2 separate regions of the Mus musculus genome follow, and region 1 is linked to region 2. A link is a loop called in an ENCODE intact Hi-C map of the cell type or tissue named here. Cell type or tissue: left cerebral cortex. All regions are shown on one strand. Each heading gives the region's core, and the rest is flanking DNA. Links, peaks and the distances in the headings are about the cores only.

Region 1 (15,439 bases), core at 4,768-12,767, 120 kb after region 2:
TTGAGTAACACAGATGATAACTTTTTACCAAAATACAGTATATTGCCCCAGCCATGGGCAGCCTGGATTACTTTGTAGATCGCCTGGATCATTCCAACAAACTCCCTCTGAAGTGGCTTATAAAGGATGATAATTTTACCATCCCTAAAAACTGTAATAAAAATAGCACTCTATAACAAAAAGACAGGGTCTTATTAATACTAAAGTCATAGAAACCTAGGGCCCAAGCTACTTAATAACACTTGTGTCACAGAAGCAAGTATTGGGAAAATTACAAAATACTGAGAACTGAATGACACTAAAAACACCACATGCCAACGCCTTGGAGACTCAGCTAATATGGAACTTTAAGGGAATGAATGACGTTAGCTGTCATTTGTGTCCTCCCCCCCACCCCAAAAAAAATGAGAAAAATTGACTAATATTTTACTGAATAATTTATAGAATAATCCCAAAGAAAGGAATAATAAAACAACGTGGAAATCAATAAAATCAAGACTAAAAGTCTGGGAAGACAGCTCCACCAGTGAAGTGCTTGCAATGCAAGCATAAGGACCCGTGTCCTGTACTCAGAATCTACTTTAAAAAATAGCCAGGAATGTGGGAAACACCTGTGGTTGCCTTCTGCACATGTGTGGTGTGCACATACATGCATGTGAACACTCTCGCATGCATGTGTGCGTGCACGCGCACGCGCGCGCGCGCACACACACACACACACTCACACACACGTTCGTGAATAAAAATGCACTAAAGCTTAAACATCACTTTTTGCCACTACCAACAAAGTCGTTGATGCAGTCACTGTGGTTAGTGGCCACTAAAATCATTGCTGTGCAACCAAACACTGTCACCACAGCCCTCTTGAAGGGAAACCCACTGAGGAGGCAGTCATGGTGAAAAGTGTCCATCTGAGCCTCTCTACCTCTCAGCCTGTGTAGACTCAGACGCTGCGTTTGAGTGAGCCTCCTGATCCTCTCACAGATTCACAAGAGACTGAAAAACACTTCACTCATCTCTGAATTCAGTTAAAGATTCTTGAGATTCTTGCAGATAACTTTTGGAAATTTAAAAGATAGGCTCCAAAATTAATACATGGAAAAATGAAGTTTTAGTATCTACATAAACATAAGTTAAGTTTTTAAAAAGAGGAGCAGCGTGCGATGGTTTGCTATCTCAGATGCTGGGATGTACTTTAGGGCTCTAAAATTCCTGTACTAACTCCGGAAAGGACACCCTGGGCTGGAGAGATGGCTCAGTGGTTAAGAGCACATCTGCTCTTGCAAAGGACCTGGGTTTAATTCCCAGAGCTGACATAGTGGCTCACACCCATCTGCGACTCCAATTCCAGGGTATCCAATGACCTCTTCTGGGCTCTGCAGGCATCAGTCACCATTTGGTGCAGAGACACACATTGCAGGCAAAATATTGTACACATAAAATAATGAAATGATAATATTTAAAAGCACAGACATATCAGGACTGGAGAGATGGGTCTGCGGTTAAGAACACTCACTGACTGCTCTTCCAGAGGTCCTGAGTTCAATTCTCAGCAACCACATGGTGGCTCACAACCATCTGCAATGGGATCCAATGCCCTCTTCTAGTGTGTCTGAAGATAGCAACAGTGTACTCACATACATAAAATAAATTAATTTTTTCCAAAAAGTATAGACATAACAATCTAATGGAACAGTGCTGAGAACACACTCACACACACACACGGGGGGGGGGGGGGGGGAGGTGGCTAGAGAGATGGCTCAGTGGTTAAGAGCAGTGACTGCTCTTCCAAACCATCTATAATGGGATCCAATGTCTTCTTCTGGTGTGTGTCCTCACATACATGAAATAAATCAGAAAGAAAGAAAGAAAGAAAGAAAGAAAGAAAGAAAGAAAGAAAGAAAGAAAGAAAGAAAGAAAGAAAGAAAGAAAGAAAGAGGAGAGAGAGAGAGAGAGAGGAAGGAAGGAAGGAAGGAAGGAAGGAAGGAAGGAAGGAAGGAAGGAAAAAAGAAAGGAAAGGAAAGGAAAGGAAAGGAAAGGAAAGGAAAGAAAAGAAAAGAAAAGAAAAGAAAAGAAAAGAAAAGAAAAGGAAAGAAAAGAAAAATTGAAGCCTGGGCCTAGCAGGAGGGAGTTGCCCATGGGGGGGGGGGGCATGCTTGTCCTTGGGGCCTACATCTGCTTGCCTCTTCCAGTATTTCCCTTTCTGGACTTTTTAGTCACTATGGTAAGAAGAAGTACTCTGCTGTCCCCCATGATGGACGGACACCCCGAAACACTGGTCTAAAATAAACCCTTTCTCCTTTTAAGTCATTTCTATCACATATTTTGGTCACAGCAACCAAAAAAAGAAAGAGATAGGGAGAGAGAGCAGGAATATGTTATCAACTGAGAAGGCCCCAGGTATCACAGTCCAAGTCATGCATTAGGCAAGGCTGAGACTCTACATAGAAAACACCCCAGGGTGAGATGCCTCTGCATCAGTGACCAGAGAAACTTTGTTTCCAATGTGAGATGGTGGGGCAGATGCTGGACAGACAACCCAGAGCCAAAAGGAAGGCGTTGAATGGAACTAAAGTGTTATCATTCCTAGGCAAGGCAGGAATCCCAGCCTTGAACAAAAAAAAAAAGTCATTAAGATTCTTAGGCCAAGTCTCACCGTGCACACAGTGCCTGAGAGCGCTGTCTCTCTCATTTTGATCCCCTTAGCCAGATCCCAAGCTTCTCCCCCATCTCCCCTCAGGTACTCACTGCTCTGGGATGCTGCCTCCTCCTGCTTCATTGTGATCTTCCCCTGCACAAGGATCAGAGTGTCCCATCAGGCTGCTAAACTCAAGATGGCCCTGGGCAGGTCACAGACTCTCCCTTTGCCTCAGTTCCTTTATGCCAAAGTGAGAAACCTGGACCCAGAACTGGTGAAAAGACTTCTGAGTGCCAGCCAACTATTCTTTTGACCATTGTATTGAGAAAGATCCCAACAGTTCCAAAGCCTGGAAAGTTCTAGATCAAAGTCCTGCAAATTCAACGTCTAATGAAGGTTTGTTTCCTAGATCATGGCAGAAGAGGGGAGGGACATCTCCAGAGTTCCTGTCACTGGTCCCACTCATGAGGGCTCCAACCTCATTGACTCCACCACGTCCCAAATGTCTCACTTCCTAAAATACTACCCTGGAGGCTGTATATCAACGCGCACACCTAGAAAAGACAAAAACAATCTGTCTCTAGCAGTGAGACAGAGGAGAACAAGAATATAGATACCAGATATTTCCCATAAGCAATGCTACATGCAAAGTCCTTGGGCCAACACTCCAGAGCCTCCAGAATCTAGTCTATATTTCTAAGGACTCCATTCTATGATGCTCAGTCTTGGTTTCTCACACAGTCTCCCTTCTTCGTTGAGGTCTCTCCCTCCTCCAGCAAGGATTAACTGATTATAGATCTTCAGTGACTGGAGCGGCCTTGTGAGCCTATCTCCCTCATGACAGGATGCTGACAGGCCTGTTCTTGTGTGAGCCTTGTGCAGACAATCACAGTTCAGCAATCCTGAATGCAAGGAACTTGTCATGTCCGAGGATAGCCCATCCTTCCCAGTTCTTATGCCTCCACTCCCATTGCCACCACAGTCTTCTGCAGTGTTCCCCAAACCTGGAAAGAGATGGCATAGTCACCCCATTTAGAGCTGAGCAGTCAACACCCACTTATTCTCAACCCTTTGACCCACTGTGAGTCTCTGCATAAATGCCACCTACTATGTAAAGAACCTTCTCTGGCCCAAGCAGACAGCAGCTCTGCTCCGTGTGGGAAAGACATAAATATTTTGAAGGTTTTTTGTGTGTGTGTGGGGGGGGGGGGGTTATTGTTGTTGCTTTTAGAGAGAGGGTCTCGCAGAGCCAGGGATGACCTTGAGCCCTGATGCCCCTTGGCTCCCCCTGCTAAGCACTGGGACCATGGTTAGGGCCACTACTCTTACCTTACGAGTCTCACCCTGAATGAGCATTGTTCTCTTATCCGCCCCTGTGTCTTGATGCACACCTCCCCTTGCTGACTGAATAGGATAAATCCTGAGAAAACCTGGAGCATGGTAGGCCCTTGCTAAACTCACTCCATTTGCAAGTGTACACTTACCACCTCACCTGGCCTGCCAGCTCCTGGGTGAAGTGGTGCCCCACCCTTCCCCAGCCACAAATGCCCAGTATACAGACACCTCAATAACGGTAAAACCTACAACAACAAGAAACAACTTGCAGAGCAGGAGAAAGGCAAAGGATCTCGCAGGTGCTTCAATTTCCAGGCTGGCAGGAGCCTGCTGCATCCTCTCATCTGGTTGTAAAGCGCCCCATGTTCATTATTTTAACAGTGATTCGTGATCAAACGATTTAGTGTTAATGTGGAGCTAATGTATAAATCCATACGGGTCCCACCGTCCTTTAGCATTAATTACACGAGGTCATTATAAGGCTGGGAGTCCACTGGGTTTACTGCGTTCAGCAACTAATGACAAGGCCCACTCAGCCACTTTGCTCTCTGTCTCTGCCCTGCCTCTCATATCTCTGCAGGGCTGGCTGCCGTGGAGCAAGCTCACAGCTATCAGAAGATGGAGATCCGGATACCAGGAGCTGGGGTACAGAGATGATTATCGGGAGGGCTATTCAAAGAAGCCCAGCCTCACCCTCCAGGAGCTAAGATTTCATAAAGATTTAAGAGCTGTAAGTGACCAAGTACCAGCTTGGGAGGTCAAAGAACAGAATTCTAGAGGCTGTGCAAACCATGGGTAAGATACGGCTCCTCTCTGTTCTCTTCAGTTAATTAAGGAGCCTGGACAAGCCAACCTTAGCTTCTCCACCTAGGAGTTACCTCTTCTGTACCATTCAGACCTTAGTTCACACACCAGCTCCCTCATCCCAGACTGACCACCCTTTGTGAGCCATGCCCCATCACTCTGTGAGCCACACCCCGTCATTCTGTGAGCCACGCCCTGTCACTCTGTGAGCTACACCCCACTACTCTGTGAGCCATGCCCTATCACTCTGGAGCATCTCTTCTGTTTGGTTTTCTTTATGAATTTACCTGCATATCTACATATATATGTATATATGTTTTCTAGTGTATTGCTTCCATTCTCTCTTCTCTGTGAGCCCCACCACCACTGGCCCAGACTGGTGGCCTCATCCATCTCAGCTCTCACTTCAACACCAGCTCCCACACAGCACTGGGCAATGGTAGGAGCTCATTTCTCCATCAACTGAACCACTAGGTATAGCTAAAACCCTTCCAAATGATAGTGGTGCCCAGAAATCAAGGGCCACTTGTGAAATAGGTAGAATGGGACTCGAACCCCAGAGGACTGTGGAAAATGAGGGACTGAGTGCTAAGGAGTGGAGGGAGGCAAGCAGCCGGGAGAAAAGGTAGGTGCAACCTGGAGAAGCCACCACGGTGAAGAGCTCAGAGCCTTGGCAGCTGCTGCATCATCAGGCTTCCGGCCAAGACCATTCGGGGAAGCTATGTTAATAATCACACTGCAAGAGTTCCTTGCAGCAGGAACAAGCCCCATCCAAGGCACTGCCATGCACAACACTCCACTCCATTCTCCTGCCATCCCCTTAGCACAGGGAGGGGGAAGTCCTTTGCCGTTTAGACGCAAAGAGCTGATAGCACTAATTGTTCATTTGTATGGTGTTTTCTGGTTCCCAAGAAAGTTCTCAAGAAGAGTTGGCTCAGGGAGTCATGTGGCTTGTCCCTGTCATTTCCCCTGCAGGTGGCCTAACTACCTCAAACTCAAAACTTTCCACAGCCCAATGGCCTGTTTTTTTTCAGATAAAGAAACTAAGACAGAGAGCAAATATGGCTGGTGATGACATAATTGGCCATATATACACACATATTTATATATGTATACACTCACGCCTATTCTTACACATGTATGCAAGATACATACACATATACACAGAACAGCCTATGTTATTTATGGACTCAGACTGAGATCTGATGAGATCAGGGAGGGGACAACCCCCTTCCAGACTGAGCATCACCGGAGGGGTTGCCTTGAAAGATTGTGGTCCCAGACTCCTAGCATCTAAATCTAACATCCAAAGCTGGAAACAAGGCTAGCAAAGGATCCAGTCTCGGCACATCTAGTCTGGGGTCTCTGTTCTGGAACTCTCTGCCTTTTTGCCATAATTTCCAACTGAAATATCATGTCACCACACATGGAGCAGACCCTCAATAGACTCCTGGGGCAGGAAAAGGCAGGAACCAGGTGACTTGGGCAGCTTGAGTGTCTCAAGTGGCCTCTGTGACAGGGACAGTGGGGATGATGGGGACCAAAGCAAGCTGAAGACATTAACTCTGCAGCAGGGGCTTTACCGCAGCCAGCAGCTAGCACACGAGCATGCTTGAGTTATCAGTTCTTACCACTGTTTGATGAAAGGCCAGACGTGTGGATCTCGGTTGGAAATTCTAGAACTTTAAATGCTGGCATTTAAATGTAAAGCGCTGCGTGGGCCAAACAGAATGTCTTGCAGTGAGTTTCTTTGTTTTAACAGCTTTATCGAGGTATAATTGATATGCAAAAAAACTGCACATATTTAACGGTACAGTCGGATGAGCTCGGCCATATGCGAACTCCCGTGAGACTACCCCAAAATCAGATCCAACACACACACACAGACGGGGAGAGGGGTAGGATGAGAGAGAGGGGAAGGGGAGGGAGAAGGGGAGAGGAGGAGGCGAAGTGGGAGGGGGAAGGGGAGGACGAGGGAGGGGGAAAGAGAGAGAGAGCACTTTGCTTACACTGTGTCTATGATAAGAACATTGAAATGAGGGCTGCCCTCTTACAAAGTTTGCAGTGGCCACTGTTAGCATTCAGAACTGTTGAACAGTCATCTCTAGAACATATTCAAAACCCGTCTTCTCACTGAGTGGCCTTCACCATTCCCTCCCCCTCAACCCCTGGTAACTTGCTCCAACCCTGATACCACCAAGAGCACTCTCGGCTTCTGTTAGTTTGACTTTTTAAGCATCTCATGGAAAGCAGGAGTGTAGAGGGCGAGGCTCTGGGTTCCATCTCCAAGGTCACATACGCTTGAGTGCACACACTCATGCACACACACACACACACATGGAAATGGATATGGATGCATACACATGTGTGTACACATGCACACAAACACACACTGCTGAAATCATGCAGCCCTTGTCTTGGGACTTAGTTCAGTCTACTGTCTTCCAGGCTCACTGCCACGGTGGCAGATGACAGGGTCCTCTAAGAGTCTACTGTGTATAACACATTTCATCATCTGACAATATGTCTCTACCTGTGATGCAACAATGTTATATTCTTAATGAACCAGATAAATTTAGCTCTGTATGGAGAAGCCGGGGGGTGGGGGGAGTGGGGATTTCCTTAAAAAGTAGCCCTGGGATCACAAACAATGGAACCCAAAAAGTACAGGTCTCCCCCACCCCACCCCCAAATTTCTAGAGTTCCCACCTAAGCCCTGGGAACAGGCTACAGGGCAAAGTGGGCCTTAGAAGGTCTTGGGACACATTGTAGCATAGTTTTAAGTTCCAAATCCCCACATTTCATCCAGTCTTGACCAGGTCTCGAGAGTCAGACTTGCTGTCCCACTGAGACCAGAAAAGCCCCCCAGAAGAAGCTCAGATGCCCCTCCAGGCTCCCTTAGAAGAGTTCCACCTGCTCCCAATGCCCCATCTTCGGGCCACTTAAAAGGCAGCATGGTGGCACAAGCCAGCTGTCACTTAGGCACTTATGGGCAGAACCGCGGAAAAACCAAACCACTGTTATTACACTTAATAACCAGTTTCTACCTCATCAACTCATTGGCGTCTGACAGGCGCTGTTAGGGTGCCAGCGCCTTTGGCCTAACAAGTCAGCCCTGGAGGGGAGGGGCCACCATTGGAGTTGACATCAGCCTCCTTCCTCTCCTGCCCAGTGCGGAGGACACCCACCCCAGGGCAGCTGAGGCTGGCCTGCCCTTTGCCCCACATGCTCAGAAGCCAAACAACATCACCAAAGCACCCAAATCACCCAGACAGTGCCGCTGGGGTGGGAGCCACAGGGAAGGGCTCAAGCAGCTAAACAAAAGCAAGCAGGGGGCCTGACAGGTGCCTGCTGTCCAGGGTTGGACACCTGTTTGGATCCCAGCCTGTGACAGTGTGGCCCGTAAGTGATGTGTTTCATCTCCGCAGCCCCACTTTGTTCATTAATAAGAGTGGATGCCTCACTGGAGTGTGTGCCTACACCAGCCCCGCCTCACCCACCCCCACCCTCAGAAAAAGGCTGTGGCGGGGGCTAGGGCTGGGGCTGAGACGATAGAGCGCATGCCTAGAATGCATGAGACCCTAGGTATAATCCCAGCACCTCTGGGTATGATTCCAGCACACCTATAATCTTAGCAGTTGCAAGGCAGGGGCAGGGCGGGGCGGGGCGGTGGGCGTGGATAGAGACAGGAAGAAAGGGTTCAAGGTCATCTTTGGTTACAAGTGCGTTCAAAACTAGTCTGGTCTACATGACTCTGTCTAAAACAAACGGCAAACATGCAGATGATGAGAGCCAGGGAATGCTGAGAAGTAAGAACTAAGAAATACTTCTTCTTGGCTTAGTCCAAGGAGGTGGGCTCAGGGCTATCATTAAAAGAGAAACAATCAAACCTGCCATTATCGTCATTGCTCTCTGTTTAGAGATGGGAAAACTCAGAGAGGCTGAGTAATTTACCCAAAGGTAACCCAGCCAGTAAGTGGTAGAGCTAGACCTGGCAGGTAGGCAGAGAGAACGGAGCCACGTGTCATAGCCTTCTCTGTCCCTTCTGCCTCTGTCCTTCCCCCACAGGATTAGCTAGGGTCTCTGGGCCCGCTCCTGCTTTGCTCTGCTCTGATACAGCAAATAACCCTGGAGGTTTAGGGGGCAGTGTGGGAACTCCAGTCTGGGCTGAACTCTTGTCAGTGTGCAGCGATTTTACCTGTCGCTCTGTATGGCGGCCTCAAGAGCCACATGTTCAATGGAACCAGGCCAAAGCCATAGCGCCCACCTCCAGAGCTTTGAATAAAAAAGGGCAAACCCTTCCTGGGCCCAGCACACACACCTGTCCACCTGCCGGCCCTGGTCCTGCCGGTGTCTGCAGTGCGGGCTGGGAGCGGTGTAGTGCCGCCATCTATCGGCCCCTCACGGAATTGCTTCCCAGCTGCCAGGCGGGGCAGCCGGGTCCCAGCGCCGGTCCTAGGGTCCTACCAGGTACCTGCAGCCTGCCTTCTTCCCGGTGCACCTGTCCTATGAGTTCCCCCGGGAGAGGGACACTCAGTGGTCACAGAAGGCATCCCTAAGACACCAGTCGCGCGCAAGGACCCACAGAGGGCCCCTTGGCCTTTGGAGATGGCATGGTCCCAAAGTTCCAGGGTTCTGAGGTTCCCTGGGTGGGCAGTGAGCCAAGCACAGGGCAGAGACAGGAAGGTGAGTCGAGAGGGAATCACAGGCTTTTACCAGCTCAGGCCCGTGCTGCCCCTGAAAAGTGGACGTGGGAGTGATGGGTGTGTGTGTGTGTGTGTGTGTGTGTGTGTGTGTGTGTGTGTGATGTGTGTGGTATGTGTGTGTATGTGTGGTTTGTATAGTATGTGTTGTTTGTTATATGTGTATTTTGTGTGTGATATTTGTGTGTGTGTGTGTATGGTATGTATTGTGTGTTGTATGTATAAATATGTGTGTACATGTGTATGTGTGAATGTGTGTATGTACATATGTGTGTTTATGAGAATGTGTATGGTGTGTTTAATGTGTGTGTTTGGTGTGTGTTGTGTATGTGTATTACATGTGTATGTGGCATGTGTACATGGTATGCATGTAGTGTGTGAAGTATGTGCATTATGTGTGTATACATGTATATGTGTGTACATGTGTGTACATATGTGGACACTTTGTGTGCATATGTGTGTCTCTGAATGTGTATTTATATGTATATGTGTAGATATGTGTACATGTGTATATGTATGTGTATGTACATGTGTCTGTGTACATGTGTGTACAGGTCAGAGGTCAAATCTGAAGACTTCTTTAATCACTCTCCACTTTGCTTTTCTGAGACATTGTCTCTCACTAACTCTGGAGTTGTTATGCTTAGCTAGACTGGGCAGCCATTGAGTCCCAGCAATCCTCCTGTCTCCACTTCCTTATGACTGTACTCCTGTAGCTGGCTTTTGTGTGGGTGTGGAGATCTGAACTCGCGTCCTCAGGCTTGCACTTTACTGACTGAGCCATCTCTTCCCCTACCTCTTGCTTTTCTTTAAGCTTAATTAAAATTCCCTACATTTCTACAATGCCCATCTGGAAATATAATTTCTGTTTGTAAATCTGTCTGAAGGCAAATTTGCTTTTAAATGGAGACATAATCATCTTAGAATAGAAAGGGACGCGTTCTTGCCCAGATGAGGAGAATTGGCTCAGAGACATCTCCAACGTGGCAGCAGTAGCTGGTGGCCAAAATGAACTAGAACTTCCCATGAAGAAGGGGCCTCTCTTGAAAGAACAGCAGGGTTCTCCCTGACTCTGACTGGAACTGTCACCCACAGCACCTGGTTTTCTGCTTGCAATCTGTCTCCCACATTAAGTGTTGCAGGAAGTTCACAGTCCTATGTGCTAAGGTGGTCTCAGTGTCTGTGGTCGCACGCAGGAAACTTGTCCGTGAACACATGTTGTATAAGTGAATGAATGACTTGGGGAGTGCTCCCTGGAGAGTGTGAGGCCCGCATCCCTTTTTAAAGGGCAGTGCTATAAGCTGGAGACGTGCTCACCCAGCATGCACAGGGTTCAACCCCAAGCATTGCATAACCAGACATGGCGGCACACCCCTGCAATCCCAGCACTTGGGAGGTGGAGGAGAGGGTATCAGAAGTTTGAGGTCATCCTTGACTACATAGTAAGGTCAAGGCCAGCCTGGGCTACACGAAACCCTGAAGAAAGAGAGAGGCGGGGAGGAAAGGAAAAAGAAAGGAAAGGAAAGAGAAATGACCACTATGATGAGAAGGCAGGTAGCATGAGGGGTTGAGGGATGGCCCAGAGCTGATGCAGTGCAGATGTGTGATCGGGTACTTGTAAGGGAACTGAGATCAACAAAACAGCATGGACCACCCTCCTCTCTGTCCAGTTTTCTGAGCTATGCCAACCCCTGGTTCTGGTTCCTTGTCTCCACCTGAGAATGGGACAGAAGCTAGGCAGATCCCGCTCTAGCAACCAGAAGGGACTCACTGGGGTCATCAGGCCTGGATGGGCGAGAAACATATCCTGAAGTCCCCTTGTCCCTGTCTCCAGGAGACCTTGAATGCCATCGTAACAGCTCAGTCTCCCAGGTGTTTAATCTAGAGACACACAGAGAGAAAACTCTAGAAATAGTAAAGCCAAAGCAAGAGGGCAAGGAGGCCCAAATGAGTACAAGGTCTCATTTTTAGAGACCTCTGGAACATCTCTGTTACTCTAGAAACATAAAGATGCATTAAGCCAATGGTTCTCACTTTTCCTAACACTGCAACCCTTTAATACAGTTCCTCGTGTTGAGGTGACCCCCAGCCATAAAAATTATTCTTGTTGCTACTTCATAGCTGTAATTTTGCTTCTGTTATGAACCATAATGTAAATATTTTTGGAGATAGAGGTTCGCTGAAGGGGTTGCGACCTGCAGGTTGAGAACGGCTGCATTAAGCTGTAATGACCACACTGAACAACGGAATCCACCTACTGTGTCTAAGTACAGACATCAATGACTAAAAGAAAAGTGATTTTTTTTTCAGCAGAGGGAATAGCTAAATAATTCCTGAACGAAAAATATTAATAATTTGTCTGGAAAAGTCCCTCAAAAGGTTCCTAGAAGAAGCTTTTTGTTACAGATATTACCAAATGCTATCTGTCAAGGAGTCCAAAAGCCCTGTGCACCTCCCTCCAAGCACAGACAGAATGGAAACACACCCACAGTGTACCTGCCGTATGCCAAGTCCTGTACCGGGGTCCTGGGACGCACTGACTGGTGTGACACCGGCAGGGGCACCTGTAGATCACAGGCAGGGGCAGCTACAGAAAAGTTCTGCCAACAGACAGCTGATCCATGGCAGCTCATCTCTGCCCTCACCTCGGCTTTTGCCGGGCTTCTCGGCTTCTCGGGACATCCTTATATCTGGTGCCTTTGGGAAGTGGGGTACACAAGCTAGCCTGGGGTCCTGCTCTCTCTTCCCTCCAGCACCTCATGTTCACTCATGCCCGACCAGAACTGAGCTTGCTCTGGTCCTTGCTTTGGACTCTGAACTTAGTACTTGTTGCTAGGCTACAAAAAGCCTGCTAGCACCAAACCCTAAAGAGCGAGCTTGCTGAGAAGGGCGGGGCCGGGAAACCTAAGACAGAATCTTTGTCTCTGCTTCCTGAAGGAGAAACATGAATTCTAACTGGAAGATTACAAAGAGAAAAAGATACAAGGCTAGCCCAGAGAAATCGGAGAGGTAAAAGCAAGAGAGGTGTGGAGGGAAAAGAAAGAGGAAGCAGACGCTGGGACAGGGGGCGGGGAGATCCGCGGAGGTGGGGGGGGGGGATGAGAGAGACAAAGAGATGGGGGCTATAGGACAGTTTACAGTCCAAGGCGGGGAGAAAGGAGCCTTAGAGAGAGGGAAGATCACGGAAGCAAGGAGAAGGGGTAAGGCTCTGTCTCTCCAGACAGCCCGCAGTCCTTCCACCCTCCCTCACCCACCCTCAGCAATGGCTGAGGAAAGAGGAAGGGAGGCAAGAAAGGAGGCAGAGGCAGCAGTAACCTTGGAGACAGAGCCAGGCAGATGGGTGAGGGGCGACTGGAAGGAAGAGGGCTACCGCCTGGCAACAAGTCCCTCTACCAGGAGGGGTGGGTGACAGACAGACCCAAGAGAGTGGTTTAGATGAGCTGGGGAGGGGAACGAGACAAAAGATTCCAGGAAAACCTAAAGAAGCCCAGGAGTCAGAATAGAGAGAGAGGTTTTTACTGAGAATCAATTTAAGGAAGAAAGAGCGGGGAGTCTTGACAAAGCAGGAACAGAGGAGGAGCTGCCTCAGGTGGCAGGGCTGAGGTGAGGAGGGGCAGGGGCCAGCACTGGGCAAAGGGACACAGAAGAGATGGTCAGGGTGGGCGGCAGCCAAGCTGAGATCCTTGCCTGAGACCCTCTGGGTGCGTTCCTGAAGCCGCCAGCCCCAGCCCCCTGACACTTTACATTTGTTGGTGCCCCCAGTGGGTGATGACAGGTGGGCCCTGAGGGAGAGGGCTTGTGGGAACAATAACGCGTGTAACTTCTAACATTTGTGGACTGATATGGAAACTGAGCTGAACACACACACAAGAATGGCAAAGTGACAATGGCCAATGAGAGAAACCAGTCTTCCCCTAGGGACCAGGCTTGAGCCGGGCTCTGGAACAGACTGGGGCCAGGGGCCGTTTGGGGGAAGTAGCCCAGCAGCACAGACCAGGATCTGCTGGGCCCAGCGCCTTGACTTTGGGCGGGTCCCTTGTTCCTGCATCTCCCTCCCTTCGTTTCCAAGAACTGTTTAAGAGTACCTGTGCCTTGCCCTGCTCAGTAAGGGGTACTCAGTAAATGGCTCTAATTCTAAGGAATAAGTAGATGAGCTGCAGGTCAGTCAGAGCTACGGAGGGAAACCCTGTCTAAAGTAAAATAAGAGGAAAACACTGATCTACAGTAACAGGAAGGAGTTAGAAATGAGCTGGAAACTGGGGTACGCCTTCACAAAGACATGAACAACAGTGGAGACCGGGTGACCACTGTCTGAGACGCATCCCCCTCCCCGTGTGGTCTCAGACAGGAGCCTTCCCAGAAGCACTTGGAAGAGACCTGGCTGCTATCTCAACAAAGGTGTCTGGGCTCATCTTTTCCAGTAAAATATTTGAAAGGATGGTGTTTTTAAATCATACCCACAGTTTATTTATTTATTTATTGTTTGTTTGTTTGTTTGTTTGTTTGTTTGTTTTAGAGACCACTTTTCATTTTCTAGCCTATGAGTCAGTGTTTGGGGCAATGGGACTATCTGACCACTACAATATACACACACATCGAAGAATCATGTCCGCCCCACAAGCTGTATAGCTATTAAATGTCGGTTAGAATATACAGTAATTAAACTATTTTTGAATGAAACTTAGTTCCCCTTCAATTGAATGTAACCAGTCTTGGTGACTTACTTATAATAAAAAAGCATGAGGCAGAAGAGAGAGGGTGGCCACTAACCCCGGAAAGTCTGAGACACTGCAAGGACTGGGTCCTTGGTAGCAGGCATGCGGACCTGGGTTTAATCCTGTCTCTAGCACTACCAACAACAATTCATTAATTTAAAAAACAAAAACAAAAACAAAAACCCAGCATTACAGGGGCTAGAGATGGCTCAGAGGTTAAGAGCACTGACTGCTCTCCCAGGGGTCCTCAGTTCAATTCCCAGCAACCTCATAGAGGCTTACAACCATCTGTAATAAGATCCAAAGCCCTCTTCTGGTGTGCCTGAAGACAGATACAGTGTGCTCAAATACATAAAATAAATTAATTAGCCAAAAAGAAAAAAGCACATGACAGCTCCCTCTCTTGGACTCCTGCACTTTAGGAGAAGCCATGCTATGGAGACAGGTATCCTAGAGGTCTGTGTTGCAACTAACTGGAGCCTCTTACCACTGGCCAGGACAAACATGCAACCAAGGAAAGGTTATCTTGGAAGCAAGCCATAGTCAAGCCCCCAGAGAACACCATAGCCCTGGCCAGCATCTTGTGGTGTCTACAACCACACAAGAACTGCGGAGCCAAAACCACCTCGCCGAGCCAGTTCCTGGCCTGATTATGTAGGTGACAGATACCGGTGGCTGTGCTGAGAACCTTTATGCTGGGGTCGTTTGTTACACAGCAAGGGCAGGCTAATTTGAGGCTGGGGATGAGACCTGGATCCACCCCATCCCACAGCAGTGGCTTTAATGGACCTGGGCTTGAACGAGCTGAGCCTGGTCAGTGTGCAGTGCAGAGGGATCTAGCTGTATAACCCTCGTGAGCAAGCCAAGATAAAAGAGTATAGGGAGGTCTTTAGTTACCTGGACTCAAACCCTTATCTTCCCCGTAATATCTCTGTTTCAGGTTCTCAACTGTAAAATGATATGGATGACCTGCCCTGGGGGATGGTGTCCACATGGTTTGCAGAGCTACATAAAAATCAAAGGGGAAAAAAAAAAACTCACTGCATAAGGACAAGTTGGGCCTCTGCAGCACACGGGGCTCCCAGCCCTGGATGCCAAGGGCTCGGGCCTCATTCCTTTTCCATTGCCCTGGAAAGTGGCTGTAGGCTCCGAATTCAATTTTAAAATGAAGAGAGGAGGGGAGAGACGAGAGGGGGAGACGGGCAGGAGAAAGAAAGAGGAAGGACAGAAGAGTAGAAGAAGAA
Region 2 (15,439 bases), core at 4,078-12,077:
GGAAGACGAGACGATCCACGGCTAGAATTCCAATGGACAAGCATTTAAGGTGACCCAATTTCACACAAGAAAAGGTGGTTCTAGTCTGTTTAGTATAACTACATACTAAATTGGTAAATTGGTGAGGTGGGGGTGGGGAATGAAATGTAGGGACAGGGTATGAGGGGACAGGACATGAGATGTGGGGGGCAGGGTGTGAGAGGTAGGGATGCGACATGAGGGGTGGGAGGGTACCTAGGAGAAATAGTAAATACCAGAAAACAAACAGAAGACACAGAGATACCCAGACTGCTCAGGAGAGTGTGTTGGAGATGGTGGCTAGGGGGACGGTCAAGCCTGCTGGCTGGAGGGTAGGAGAGATGTGTAGAGGAGGCAGCTGGACGCTAAAGGAAAGTTTCCAACATCTTCAAAACATGGCACTCCCAGAAGATGACCCCCGCCGGATGGCTCACTGAGACTGATGTCCATTGCAGAGGTAGATGGGAAGATTGGCCTGAAGGGCTTTCTGGTGACCCAAGGCCCACTTGCCTCGCACCCCCAGATGGCTATGAATTCTTCTGTGATTTTATTCACCTCACACCAGCTGAGAAACCCCACATTGAGGAAGGAGAAGGACTTCAGCAGGTAGGTAGAGGAAGGTGCAGCAGGTTTAAGGGCAGGGCAAATGGAAATGGGGGTGTTGGACATCTGGTGACAGCTTGTCTCCTCTTTGGTAGGATGGCAGAGAAGGGGTGTGTGGGAGAGTAGACAATCGGCAGAACCCAGCCTATCGAAGGCCTCAGCTGCTGTGTGTTAGAGTTTGAGCTTAGTTCAGTGAACAACAAAGATCCTTCAGAGTCACTGGTAGGGGGCTGAGGGGTAGACTTTTAAAATTTCAAAACTTCGCACTTCTTATGGTTTGCGTAAGAACAGCCATAAATAACAAACTTGAAACACAGAGATCCCCCAAAGCTAGGATACAGGCCTTTGGCTTGCTTCTAGCTTAGTAGGGTGCCCTGCTTACAGAAAAAGGTCTGGGGAGATGAAAACCTCCAACTCAAGTTTTGTAAAAAGGCTGGAAAGCTAAAAAGTAAAGAGCAGCCCCGCCGAGGACCCCAGGAGCGGAGAGCAGCCCGCCTCCTTTGTGTGGTTTCGTCCATCTTGTCAGTGATGTGAGTTGCCGTTGCTGTTGTCTGCCCTGCCTAAATGAGAATAAATACACACATGGCTTATGCCCAAGCAAGCCACCTGTCTGCGTGAGAGGGATGGCAGAACGTTAAAATCGGGCTGTGGGGGTGGAGGGGAGGAGTACTTTTAAGATGGCTGCCAGCGTTGCTATGGAAATGTAATTCCCGACCAGCAGCAAATCCCATTCAAAAGGCCAAGAATGGCCATGTTAGGTCAAAAACGGAACATGAACTGGGGGAAAAGATTGCTTTTCAGGAGAACCAGACAATTAATTTAACAGAGGAACCACCCAACAAAGAGGAAAATTACAGTTACCTTACGCGAGGGACCTTTATTCAGTTAAAGTCCAATTTCTAAAAGAGTGTGCCAGGGATAAGGTGACAAGGCAATGTTCTCCATTTCCACAGAGGAGAAGTTTACAGGGAGGTGGGAGGGGCAGGGGTGAGAGGTCAAGAGGACGGTTTCCTGGCAGAAGATCTGCAAGACACTGGGCTGGATGGCTGAGGAGAGTTATGGGGTTGTTTTCCAGAGTAGGTACACGTCTCAGGTGGGTCGGGTTAATGCCTGCCAACATTTTTCAACCTCAGACTTTTCAGCGTCCACCACACCATTCTCTTACGACTGACCTAATTCACGTCCTCACTGCACCCACCCCGTCTATGTGCCAGTGAAAATAATGTGAATATGTGTGAGGTTGACCACAGCGGGATGTAGTTGCCTACTCAATTCACAGTCAACAAGTGGAAGCTAGACCCTCAGCCAGGCACTCTCTCCTCTGCGTCTCTCTCCATCCATCACCCGCCCGCTCCACTGACCAAAACACATCAAGGGAAGTGACAATCCAGTCAGCAGATATTAATTGAACCGTGATTAGGCTTGAGACAGTGTAAAGGGGTAAAGATTTTATCCCTACCTTCAAACAACTTGCCCAAAAGGAATCTCGAATATCACAGGAAGATGAAACCAGCTGCTGAGAATAATCACTTATTCCCAGAGAAGAGTTCTAGGGAAAGGGCAACCTTCCCGTGCTGGGCTGGCCAGAGAAGGCAAGAATAACATCAGCTTTTTTTTTTTTTTAATGTAGTTAAACAAACTTGACATAAATTTCTCATCCTAAGCATGTTGTACTGGTTGGTTTTGTGTGTCAACTTGACACAAGCTGGAGTTATCACAGAGAAAGGAGCTTCAGTTGGGGAAGTGCCTCCATGAGATCCAGCTGTGGGGCATTTTCTCAATTAGTGATCAAGGGGGAAGGGCCCCTTGCGGGTGGGACCATCCCCGGGCTGGTAGTCTTGGTTCTATAAGAGAGCAGGCTGAGCAAGCCAGGGGAAGCAAGCCAGTAAAGAACATCCCTCCATGGCCTCTGCATCAGCTCCTGATTTCTGACCTGCTTGAGTTCCAGTCCTGCATCCTTTGGTGATCAACAGCAGTATGGAAGTGTAAGCTGAATAAACCCTTTCCTCCCCAACTGCTTCTTGGTCATGATGTTTGTGCAGGAATAGAAACCCTGACTAAGACACATGTTTAAGTACACAACTCAATAGTGTTACATACCTACCTGCCTGTCATACAACCCGTGTCCAGAATGGAAACCTGACACCAATGTTTGTTGAACAAGTCTCCATTTCCTCTTGCCCCACTCTCCAGGTGCCCGATTCTACTTTCAACCTCTATGAATTTGACCACTCTAAATTCCCCATTGCTGTGGTGCCAACACAAAATGTTCCCCCCAAGATGCATGTGCTCCCCAACTGGTATAGGGGAAAGTTCTGGAAATTTCTGCAGATGCAACCAAGCTGGAGGAAGCGTCACTGGGGGATGAGGGTGAGCAATTAAGATTGTTTTGTCTTTGACCTCTATTTCTCTTTTCTCCTCGTCCTCCTCTCCCTCCTCCTCTGCTTCCCATCATGAGGTAAATATCTGGATGGCTCCCTCTCCACAGACTCCCTCCATCATGATGTTTATCCTCGCCACAGGCCCAGAATGAATGAAGCCAGGAACTGGGAGTGGAACTGTTCGAAACTGTGAGCACAAATCAGCTATGTCAACCATTCTGTCTTTCTGCAAGCTGCTTATCTCACGATAACATCTTCAAGGTTTACCTTGCTTGGAGCATGGAACAATATTCTCTGGCTTGGGGCTGAGTAGAATTTCTTCTTATGTATGGAACACCTTCTGGTTTCCCATTAATCTGTCTGTGGACGTAAGGGTTGCTCCCATGCCTTGGCTGTGGTGAGCATCACTGCTGCAAGTTGAATATGTAAGCATCTCTTCAAAACCGTTCCAGTCCTTATAAAAATGTCCCCAGAAAGGGAATTGCCAACACATGGTGATTCTGTTTTTTCAGTTTTTAAAGAGTGGTGTTGTTTTCTAAATAGGCTCTTACCATTCTGCATCCCTATCAATGGAACACAAAGTTACAACTACTTCTTTACCAACTCTTCCCTCCCCTTCTCTCTCTCTCTCTCTCTCTCTCTCTCTCTCTCTCTCTCTCTCTCTCTCTCTCTCTCTCATCTTTCCTCTATCTGGCATAGAACATATTATCTCATGTGGCTTCAATTTATATTTTTCTAGTGGTCAATGATGTTGAAAATCTTTTCATATGCTTGCCATCCACTAATGTACATCATTCAAAAAAGAAAAAAAGGTTCTGTCCTTTGTGATTTTTTTTTAACCTCGGTTATTAGGTTTGCTGAGTGGAGTTTGAAGACAGTAAAAGCCTAGTCAGATAGAGATGGGCTCATCAGAAGTCAGCTGGCCCGATCAGAATGCTTCACAGAAGGCTAATGTGGTATGCTGATGAGATGGGCATGGATTCCTGCATTTGAAAGACCAGTGTCCCACGGTTATTTGTTCAGGGTTTTGGCTTGCTGAGGATCCCAGACTTGTATTCATTGCTCAGCAAAACTGAAGCTCTATAACACACAATGACCCCAAGGTATCCTGTCCGCTAGTTCCTTTTCTGTTGCTGTGACAAAACATTGCAACCAAGGCAACTTATAAAAGAAAACAGTTACGTGGGCTTATGGTTCCAAAGGATTAGAATCCATGATGGCAGAGCAAAGGTGTGGAGGTAGGAAAAACTGAGAGCTCGCATCTCCAAGCACAAACAGAAAACAGAGAGAAATGACAAAATGATATGAGTCTTTTGAAACCTCAAAGCCTGCCAGCAGTAACATACCTCCTTCAACAAGCCACGCCTCCTAATCCTTCCCAGATAGTTCCACCAACTCGGGACCAAGTACTTAAACATGAGCCTATGAGGGCCATTCTCATTCAAGCCACCACACCTGTTACAGTATTCAGCCTGCACTATTGGAAATGTTGTCAGCATCCTTCTTCACCCCAAGTGGTATTAAAGCAGACCTTCACCTTTTTAGCTGTATTCCTAGTATACACTACAGTGCTTTCTTTTTGTTTTATCATTGTTGGGTGTTTGGGGTTTGGTTTGATTTCCTTTTCTGAAGCAGGCCTTTGTTATATGGTCCAGGGCAGCCTTGGACTCAAAATCTTCCTGCCTCTGTCTCCCAGGTTAGCATGCCTAGCCTATTTTGTTACAGCCTAGCAGTGATTATGACCTTGAGTCCTGCCTACCTCCTGCTAGCTTGCTGTGGCCAGGACAAGAACCTGTGGAGGAAGGTGGCCAATACAGTAACCAATCTTCAATGCTATGGCTAGCTCAACTGTCTACCTTTCTCAGGTCACGGGGTTTCCTGCTGTCTACCTCAAGGGCTGTTCTTTCAGCTGATGGATTTGATGGTCTGGAAGCCAAGGAGCCAGATCTATCAGCACTGAGACCTCCTTTGACAGTCCTGCTGTCATGGCCTCCACCACCCCTACCCTCATCCGCACCCCATGCCATTTCCCTGACCAAACACCTGGCCACACTCATCAAATGGCTTTTACTATATGTGGAAATGCTCCTGGTACACTATCACCAAGCAGGTGACACAACAGTGTTGCTGCATGAAGCTTCTGTTAAAGGACAGAGATGCAGAGACCACGAGAAAGGGAAGGACAAGGTGAATACCTCAAATGTTAATAATGGTTGCTTCTGGAACATAGAATATGAATGATTTTTTTCCTTTGTGCTTTTCTGTATTTCCCAAAATTTTTACCATGAATATGTATTGCTTTTGTAATCAGAGGAAAGGACAGCACATGGTAATTTTTAAAAGCCTTTGTTGGGCTGCCTGCCCACTTGGGCTTGTAGCTTTTGTGGATCCCACACAGAAAATTATAGAGTCCTGTCTCCTCTAAACTCATCTCAAATACAGGGACAGAGCTGTCCAAAGAGTCCAAGACAATCTTGGGGAGTACAGAACAGCCTTTGACCTCAGAGCAGTCCTGAATGGATGGCCTGCTCAGGATGGAAAAAGACAAGGACATGAGGTAAGCGTGTTTGGAAACCTGGGGTCACCCTCATCTTGCCCCCCATTCTCTAGAAGGCCTTCAATCTTCCCAAAGTGGAGAGAGAGAAAAGCACTTATGCTAAGTACAAGAAGTTAGTCAGCCTCGTGGACAAGGTTAAGAAAAGCTAGTGGGGGGAGGGATGGGGCGGGGCACCACAAGTGGCAGGGTTCAGCTCCACCCTGCCCTCTCTCCCTGCTGATGTCACCACGTGTTTGAGGGCCAAGTCCCGTGATAGAAATGTGCTTGGTAAAGGAACTGGGAAGAGTTCAAAAGATGGAGAGGAGATGGAAAGACATTATCTTGATTTGGATCTCTGGTACAAACACTGGCATATCCTGGGGTTCCAGTGCCAGCCATTTCTTCCCCAGGAGGAAAAGCATCATGGGTCCTGATGACAGTCCCAGCTAAGCATGCTGCTTCTAAGGCAGTGCCAAGCAAGGGTGGTGATAACATCCCTTTGCACTGTTCCTCAGAAGATAAGGTCCAGGCACTGCCTCTGTCTGTGCAGAAGAGATGAAAGTTCTAACCCCCATGCAGCCTGCTCAAGAGCATGTGGGCAATTATCCTACGATTGGACAGGAGAAGGCAACTGAGGGTCAGAGGAAAAAGCAGCAGTGAGCCCATGGACATAGTATATCCAGAACTGCAGCCAGGGGTCCAGACTCCACAGTCAGGTGTATCCCCAAACCAGCAGTTACTTGCAGGAGTTCACTCGCTTTTCAGACAAGGCCAGGCACGTCTAGGGTAGGATGGCTGTAGACTCGCACATTCCTCAGATCTCCAGGGTGCTCTTCCCAGGACAGGGAGGTGGACTGGGTTTTGAAATTGTGTGTCTGAGATCCCACAGCACCCTTCTCTGCTCATGCCAGTGGGCCAAACTCCTCATCCTAGCCCCCAAAGCCTGCAAGTCTGAGAAGCCAGGTCTCCGCCCCGACACAGCTTCACTGCTTCCAAGTCACCCCACCTGATCACACCATGCCCACTCCTTTAAAATCCAAGGCTCTGAAGGAGAGATCCCTGATCAGGGCACGTGGGTCCTGCTTGTCTACCAGCACAATAGGATAACTCTGAGAACGTTCTCCAGGATGCTTCCCCGAGCATGGAGCACACTTTTGTGAAAATTAGAACAGGGTGCCCTCTCCTGGCGGATGAATTAGAACACAAAGCCCCTCTGCCCAGGCTATGGGGGTGGACCTTGGTCCCAAGATTTCAGCCCCTCACTTGGCTCAGGGAAAGGGTCTCTTGTGCTGGGGATACAATGGGATTCCTGCACAAAGACCCAGAGGCTGCTGCTTAATCCTGCCTATCTCCAGCATTCACACACTGTCTCTCAAGCCTGGTCCTTGTTCTTGCTGATCAGGAAGCCTCTGTCCCCTGGCCTCCAACTCTGTCACTGGTCTGGGTTAGATTCCCCCCCCCCCGCAACCCCCCTCCCGTACTCTGATGGTGATGAGGTCTCATTCCCCTGGGGAACTAGAGCACTTTCCCACCCCCAGGAACCCCCCTCGGAGAGCTTCCTTTACTCTCTATTTTTAGTTTCTTGATTGCAAGTGAGAAGTCAGAATCAGAGAATGCTGGGAAACTGTAGCAATAACCAACCCAGCAAAGTGGGTAGCCATGTGGGGAGGGTCAAGGGGGTCCGAGAGGCAGAGATGGCAGCCAGGGTACCCAGGCTATAACTGGGGTGGATAAAGAGGGCAGAAGATGGGCGAGGCATCCTGTCTACGGGCCAGTGGCCAGGGACAGCTAAAATCAAGCCAAAGGGCCACTCCGGACCATCTAGTACAATCCCCTCTCTCCCAGGGAGGAAACTGAGTCACACAGCTAGGGAGGCAGTGAGTGGCTCTGTTTCTGAAGCTTTGTTTTGATATGTATGCAAATTGGGGCTGAGAAATGGGCACTCCCCACCGAACCACAGTCACATCGAAGTACACCTTACCTCTGTATCCAAACCTGAGCTCAAACACCAGGCACAGGCCAGATTCATCAGGCTGCCCACCAGGCTGGGCTGCTCTCAAGCCCTTCTCAGAGAAGAAATGGCTTTGCCTCCACCAAATGCATCCTCTCCCTCCTGGAGACAGGAGCGCTTCCCCGATGTGGCAGGGCACTCCCTGAAAGAATGAACTTCGGTGCAATTGGCAGTTATTGCTGGCAGTTTATCAGTATTAACTGATTAGGCCTGAGATGATGGATCCCCTGTCTCAAAAAGCCCTCTGCCCTGCGCTGCCCCCAGGGGCAGCCCATGCAACCTGGCTGCTCCAAGCTGCCTGGGGGCTAGCCTTCACTCAGCTGCCCCCACTCTGTGCTGCCCTCCCCCAACCCCCAGCATAAGAGACATTTAAATAAATAAAACAAAATTCAAATGAAGACACTAAATCTCCCCGGCGTTTAATTGATGATCATTATGCTTAGGAACCTAAACTCTTTTAATTTCACTGCGATGCAGAGATGAATTATAGAATTACAGTCGCCAATTATCAATCACGCCTTTGCTAGTGTCTCCTGGCTGCCCAGCCAGTTCCTGCTCCCTCTTGCAGGCTAGGGGTTGAAGAGGCAGGATAATGGCACAGGGAAAGTGATTGCAGGAGGGGTCTGCTAGCCTCTGGTGCTGGCTCTGCTCTCTCTCTCTCTCTCTCTCTCTCTCTCTCTCTCTCTCTCTCTCCTTTCTCTTCCCTCCCTTTACTCTCTTTCTTCCCCATCTCTCCTTCCCTCCCTCCCACCCTCCATTTTTCCCCTCTTTTACAATTCCATTCCTAACATGCTGCTTTTCATAACTTAATAAAAATAAAAAATAAACCAGACAATTCAAAAAAAAAAAAAAACCTTTTCATTTACAGCCCAGCATTTAATCTATTTTGTTCAGGGGACAGTGTGCCATCCCCAGCACTGGGCAGAATTCCAATGGCAACTAGTGTGTCCGACCCTAAAGCAGCTGCAGTTGGGCTGCCTAACCCAGCAGCCTGCAGAGGGAGATGCGTTCTGGTAGCCTGCAGAACACCACCGCTGCCCAGGCTGCAGCCTGAGCTTCCTGCACCCTACGCTGGGGTGCTCTGGCCTCTCCCTCCTCTCCTCCTTTACCGTGAAAATAATAATAATAATTTGAATAATAATTTCCACCAAAGCTGGGAGTGATTTGCATTTGTATAGTGCTCTGCAATTTACAAAGTGCTTTCACGTGCATTATCTCATTTGATCCTTCCAATAATCCTGAGAGGTCTGGAGAGCAGGTATTTTTGTTATTCAAACGTTTATTCATTCATTTGACTAACATTTATTGAGTTTCTACTTTATACCAGACCCTGGGGATAGAAAGACCAGAAGAAGGAGAAGAAAAACACGAGCCTTTTCCCTCAAAAATACACAGCCTGTTGGAATGACCTACTAAGTGTACAGGATACACAGCCTGTTAGGATGACCTACTAAGTATATAGAGTTAACGGCCTGTTTGGAACAGTCTGTTGTAAATACTAAAATATCCCAGTATGGGTTCCCTCCCTACTTTAATGGTTTATATTTTTGGAAAAAAGACATATATTGTCTTTATATGTTAATATGCCTTAAGCAGCACAATAGTTGGGCAATTGTCTACCCTCTTGTTGTTAGATCTACCTCCTATCCACAACCCAAGTTGTTATTTACTGGTATCTGGGATGCTCATAGCTCCAATTAGGCATCCCTCTGAGCCATGGTCTCTTGTTCCCCAGCCCATTCTGGCTCTCCTTTCTCCTCTCCTGCATTTCTTCTCTATCCAATGGTGGCTTCTCCTCCCTCTCTCCTCATCCTTGTGTGGACTCTCTTGTCTTTGGGACAAACAGTTTTGAGGGACTCAAATTAGTATTATAATACAAATAACGTTAGGCCAACCCAGTACAGTGACCTACTAAGTGTACAAAATACACAGCCTGTTTGGGATAACCTACTAAGTGTATAAAATACACAGCCTGTTGAGACAACCTACTAAGTGAATAGAATACACAGCCTGTTGGGACGACAGTGCTCCCCTTCACAGCAGGAAGTTGAGACTTAAGGGACTTCGAAGCCAATGATAGACCACTTCTGCTGCTTTGAGTTTTGTGCCCCTCCCCCAAGTTATTACAATGTCGCCACAATCCTCAATTCATCTACCTGTTTAAAAGCACCAGTCTGAGGGCCCTGGAGCCAGCTCAGTATGTGGAGCACCAGATGTGCAACATGGAGACCTGGGTTGGAATAGCTATCACCTACATTTTAAAAGGTGGAGAGCAATACAGGAAAATACCCAATGTTGATCTCCTCTCTACCTCACACACACATGCATGACCATACAAGTGCAACCACACCAACATGTATACTATACATACAACACACACACATGCACATGCGTGCGCGCGCGCACACACACACACACACACACACACACACACACACACGGTGGCTAGGTGAATTCATTAATATCCTTGGATTCCCTGAAATACATATACTGGAGGGATGGGAGAAAAGGAGAGGAGAGGAAAGGGGAGGGGAGGGGAGGGGAAGGGGGAAGGGGGAATGGAGGGGGAAGGGAGGGAGAAGGAAGGGGGAAGGAAGGGGGGAGAAGGAAGGGGGAAGGAAGGGGGGAGAAGGAAGGGGGAAGGAAGGGGGGAGAAGGAAGGGGGAAGGAAGGGGGGAGAAGGAAGGGGGAAGGAAGGGGGGAGAAGGAAGGGGGAAGGGGGAGAAGGGGGGAGAAGGGGGGAGAAGGGGGGAGAAGGGGGGAGAAGAGCTTAGTTTAGGGAGTTGCTGACACCAGAAAATCCCTTAAGACCAAGCACATTTCACCACATTTAGAAAAAAAAAAAAAAAAAAAAAGGCCAGGGGCTGATTTCCCAGGCATCCAATGTCTTGGAATTCCTTCTGAGAAGACTTTGCCAGGAAGCCTCTGGTCGAGTCTTTGTAGTTGGTTGGTTGGTGGTTGTTGTAAGTGTTTTTGTTTGGTTGGTTTTGTTTTGTTAAGGACTATGCCTTATCTCCTACAGGAGTTGGTGCTGGACTTGTCTGAAGCCATCCATGGCTCTGTTAGCTTATCTGCCCCATCCTAGTGAAAGCCAACTCTCACAGTCTCTCTCCTGTCCTCAGCTGGCTTGTCAATCACCCTAAGCCCCTCAACTGTAGCACCAGATGGAGGTAGAACTAGCCTGGACTGGGCCACTCACCCTGATTCACCTCAGAGGTGGGTCCCTGCATGCCCTAAGCAGCAGGCCGTAGTCTTGATGGTGCCAAGTCACTATCTTTGTCTCTTCCCACAGAGTTAAATTTGTCCAAGCAGAGGTCCTTTAGGGACCATTGTCTCGGTCAGAACCCACCACTCTGCCTGGCCAAAGCCAGGACAACTCTATCCTGTCACCAGCTGGCTTCACTGGCTCTAGCCATGGGCCAGGCACCCAGCCATGCTATAGAGCCAAGCAGCCTTGGCATGGAACAGTCATGTAATACTCTCGTTGGTCTTGGAAGGCTGGGATGCAACCTGGACACTGTAGAAACTACGACTCCATCCTTAGATAGGGAAGACATCCCAGTCTTTCTCTGGTCCTGATGTTGTCCTTCTAAGTCAGATCCCATAGCTGCTCCATCACTGCCCTACGTTGCAAGGACAGAACAAATGTCCTTTGGCTTCCTGAGCTCCCATCTCCAGGTCACACCACTTTGCTCCCAAGCTGAACCATGTCCTCTGCACCCCTCTAAGCTCTCCCTCCACAGTCGACCTTGTGAGCATCTAGTTATCCATAAAAACCCACCTCCGTGCTACCACCTCCCCTGAGAAGCCTTCCAAGCTGCTTCAATGCCACTACCAAACCAGAGCTGACAGCTGTCTTCTCTGGGAGTCCAACAAGGTGGTTCATCTGTCTCCATGACTGCCCTTGCCCTGAAAAGGGGGCTCTGACTGGGTATTAATCTTCCTGAACTGGAGCTCTGTCTTGGGAGTTTATATTAAAACCAAGAGTCTCACATCTGGAAAAACAAATAAGTAAATAAACAAACAAAACACCTAGTCCTTAGCAGACCAGGGTGACCTATGCTGAGCCTGTCACTTGGAGCTGAAATTTTTACTTCCCTACAATTGTGAAACCTGTTTTCAAAGCTGTCTTGTTGACACCCAAGGTGCAGCCATGAAGTGCCTCTGGCCATGTAAAGGGTTTTCATTATCCAGGCCAAGAGTCCAAAAGAACTAGAATAGAGTCATGTGACCAGAACTGAGGCACATTGGAAGCCACGGAGAACAGGAGTCTGAGAGAAATGCCCATGGCCTGTCCAAAATGGCAGTGGACAGTGGAAGACCCTGTGAGGTAGCTACACTGACCTGAAGGTCCCAAGATATCAAGCCTGGCCCTCCTGTGACAGACTACCCAACTCAGCCCACACCTTTAACTCCATACAGTGTTTAATGGATCCCTGGTTCTGTGGCATAAACTCCCCACTCATCCTTCAACTCCACAGAAGTGGCAATATCATTTTACAACTGACTTAATAGGAGAGACAGAGACAGAAAGAGAGAGAGAGACAGAGACAGAGACAGAGAGAGACAGAGATTCAGAGAAACCAAGTGACTTTTCTGCACTCCTCCAGCTTGTTTCAGCACGGCTCTCAAATGTGGCCTTCTCTGGTTCCAAAGTCTAGGCCCTTCAAGGCCTTCTCTCCCTTCTTCTCTCTCTCTCCCTTCTCTCTCCCTCCCTCTCTCCGATACACCCTCTCACTTCTCCCTATTCTCCCTCCTTCCCCTCAATACTCTCTCTCTCCTCTTTCTTTCATGTAGTCCACCCTGGCCCTGGCCTCTCTAACTAGCCAGGGCTGACTAAGCTTCTGCTCCTCCTGTGTCCCTCTCCTGCCACACCACCACTCTGTACGTCTGAAGTGCTGGAAATGGAACCCTGTGCATGCCTGCTGAATACCCATCAATCAAGCTACATCCCTAATGGCCAGCATCACTTTCTTACAGGGCTGTGGTAGCCAGGTGCTCCCTGGGATACGGATGCTGGGATGAATAAGGGAAGGTGTTTCTCAATAGCCATGGCCTTTCTGTTTGCAATGGAGTGTAGAAGAGGATTGTTGGAGAGGAGGATGCAGGGGAAGAGATCGAGGTTTACAAGAGTCAGGGAGAAACACAAAGGTCCCAGGTAGCCTTAATCTCAGCCCTAGCCATCAGAGCAGTAGTTCTCAACCTGTGGGCCACAAGTCCTTTGGGGTTGTGTATCAGCTATTTACATTCCGATACATAACAGTAGCACAATTACAGTTATGAAGAAGCTACAAAAGTGATTTAGTGGTCAAGGGTCACCACCACACGAGGAACTGTGTTAAAGGGTCACAGCATCAGGAAAGTTGCAGGACTCAATCAAAAGACACAACGGCCACCCTTCCCTCCATAACCTCTCTCTTTCCCTAGGGCCAAACAGCAATCCATTATCATATTTGCTTCTAGCTGAGCTGATAAAATAGCCTCACCCCAGCCCCTGTGTCATGGACAGTATTGACTTCTCTAACCATGGGAAGATGGTAACCTGGACCTTGCTCTCCTACCGCAAAGGCTGGATGAGCAGGCTGCCTGATGCCCCCATTCTGGAATACAGGGGGTAGCAAGTGCTGAGCAAGGGCAGGGTAGCCACAGAAGGACTCTGCAGACCTCCAGTGCAACCAGCTGCAGAGTTTCAGAGGTGACAGGTGAGCTACCAACCCAAACCAACCCCTGTCTTCTTCCCCAGGCCCCCTCCTTCCAACCTATCTCTCTGGCCCAGACCCCCGTATCTTCCTCGGAGCTTCAAATAGCTGTCTCGGAAATGTGAAGTGCTGTTTTCTCCTAATTACAAAACTAACAGCTGACAGCACGTGTCCCGTCGTTTCTCCAAGCTAACAGCCCCATTAGGACAGATCCTGCTATCGCCCTTGCCCCTCCATATATTTTATGAAGCCGCCTCGCCTCAAAAGTACTCAGCGTCTGGCCCTCCCCTCCTCCCTCCCTCTCTCTTTTAAGATGGTGGCTTTGTGAAAGCAGAGGGAGGAAATAAAGCTTTTTACTAAAATGTCACTCTAGGAAGTGGAGGGGGGACTTCCTAATAGGCCGTCGGAGGCTTGCTTTTTTTTTTTTTTTTTTAAGTGTGATAAATTTGACCCATCTTAAAAAGACAGGCCAGTGTTGCTTATCAGCCGTGATTTGACCAGATAGCCGTTTCAAAAAAAAAAAAAAACAAAACAGACACTGGTCTTTTTATAATAAATGAAAGCAATAAAATCACGAGCTGGGCCAGAACTGTAATTAAGAATCAAGCCCAGAGAATGGGGGTGTGTCAGTGGAAGGCCATGAAGTCTTTGGGCAGGTTGCCATGGGCACCGCTGGTTGGGGACCACCACAATGGGGCACTTGGGGGCCCTCACCATAGGAGGCAGGGGGACTCTTGCCCTCTGCCCGCTTCTTTCTCCTAATATTCTTGAAAGAGCCCCATTTCTGGACAGATGGCCCTGGGGGGTGCAATCTGGGACATACTACCCCCCCCCCAAAGCCCAACTGAATGTCTATTTGAAATTCAGCCAGGAGATCTAGTCCTTGCTCTGTCTGCACACAATAAACACCCAGGCTCCCTACCCCTAAAGAGCTGCCTGTGGAACACAGTCTCCATCTCTGGCTGCTGCTTTGCATTTCTTTTTGGCTTTATTAAAACTGATTTTCTATTTGCACTATAAAAACTGATCTGATTAAATTTCCATTTTTCCCCAAAGACTGACTCTCTCTCTCTCTCTCTCTCTCTCTCTCTCTCTCTCTCTCTCTCTCCCTCCTTCTCTCCCTCCCCCATCTCTCCATGCCCTCCTCTTGGTCCTATCCCATAGACCTCTCCACTTTTTTTTTCTTATCCCAAACAAATAATTCTTGATTATCCGCCCTCCTTGTCCCTCTTATCCTCCACTGGATCCCAGCGCAGTTTCCATGGGGATGGCGCTCGCTCCGAGGGAAGAGAGAAGAGGGAGCTTAGGCAGTGAAACTGATGAGGGGTGGCTCATTGGAGGACCAACAGTGAAAGGGGTGTTTCTTGGACCCGTGGCTGTGAGTGTAGCCCTGAGGCTGACTTGTCCCTCTGACAAAGCCAAGGCTATGGGTTTGTCACTTAGCTGAGTCACTTAGCTGACTTAGGCCTTGCAGTCAGGGCCCCACGCTGACCCCTCTTCATGGTAGGGAAGGGAATGGGTCAAGAAGCACACAATCCCCTATGTCTTTGAGTTTCTGAACCTGCCCCATCACAATGACTCATCCAGGATGTCCTGTAGGGTGTGCACTAGGTCAGTGAAACTCGCACAACCAAAGGAGGTTCCATCTCAGAGAGGACAAGCCATTGGCCTATCGAAAGAGACCACCATGGGGTGACGGTGCGGGAACCTGTGTGCTAACTACTGCACAGCCCAGACAAAAACCCAAGAACAAGAACACAGACAAGCTCCTGCCGCCGCAGAGCTGAGGAGGCAGAGGCTCAAGTGAAGGGACCAGCCGCAGAAGCAGCTCCCATCCGTCCTTCTAAGGGCCACCTCCCTGCAGAGCTCCTCAACCCACCATGTTCTCCTGCCCCCACCCTGCAGGTCCCCTTGGTGCTCCTGCCCTTAAAGCTGCATCCCTACCTCTCCCTTCCAAATAGCTGAGATAGGTTGGCATTTTAACAAGACTTTTCTAAATATTCAGGGAAAACAAAAGGTAAATAATGACAGGAAATATAAATGGCAGGCACAAACTTATTTCCCACTGCACCAGAACACCTCAGCACCATCAGCAATTAATTGAGGACTGGGTGAGTCACTGACAGACTGACAGACTGACAGACAGACGCACTCATTCATTTCCTCGACGCCTGACTGGCTGAATGACTAA

What was found. Peaks named below come from ENCODE experiments on the same cell type or tissue, not always from the same donor. Only the 100,000 strongest peaks of a DNase experiment are listed, where the experiment ranks them.
Region 1: a loop joins it to region 2, with 2.6 times the contacts of the local background. A loop is called at or near these places in 2 of 42 quality-filtered maps.

Annotation. Positions count from the first base shown.
Region 1 is chr9:46,386,819-46,402,257 of GRCm38, reverse strand. It overlaps Gm31432 (a long non-coding RNA gene), which reads right to left and starts at 12,796. Exons shown (of 4, transcript XR_379351.4): 1 at 11,977-12,796. In left cerebral cortex, for the core only: a CTCF peak has its summit at 9,178 (motif pointing left); DNase peaks (open chromatin) are centred at 6,516, 6,786, 9,155 and 12,337; H3K4me3 peaks cover 1,488 bases; H3K27ac peaks cover 1,153 bases.
Region 2 is chr9:46,502,771-46,518,209 of GRCm38, reverse strand. The region is part of intron 1 of Gm31432 (a long non-coding RNA gene); the gene reads right to left. Among named protein-coding and RNA genes, the nearest start is that of Gm22659, 52 kb to the left of the region's middle. In left cerebral cortex, for the core only: CTCF peaks have their summits at 6,733 (motif pointing left) and 8,523 (motif pointing right); DNase peaks (open chromatin) are centred at 5,360 and 6,685.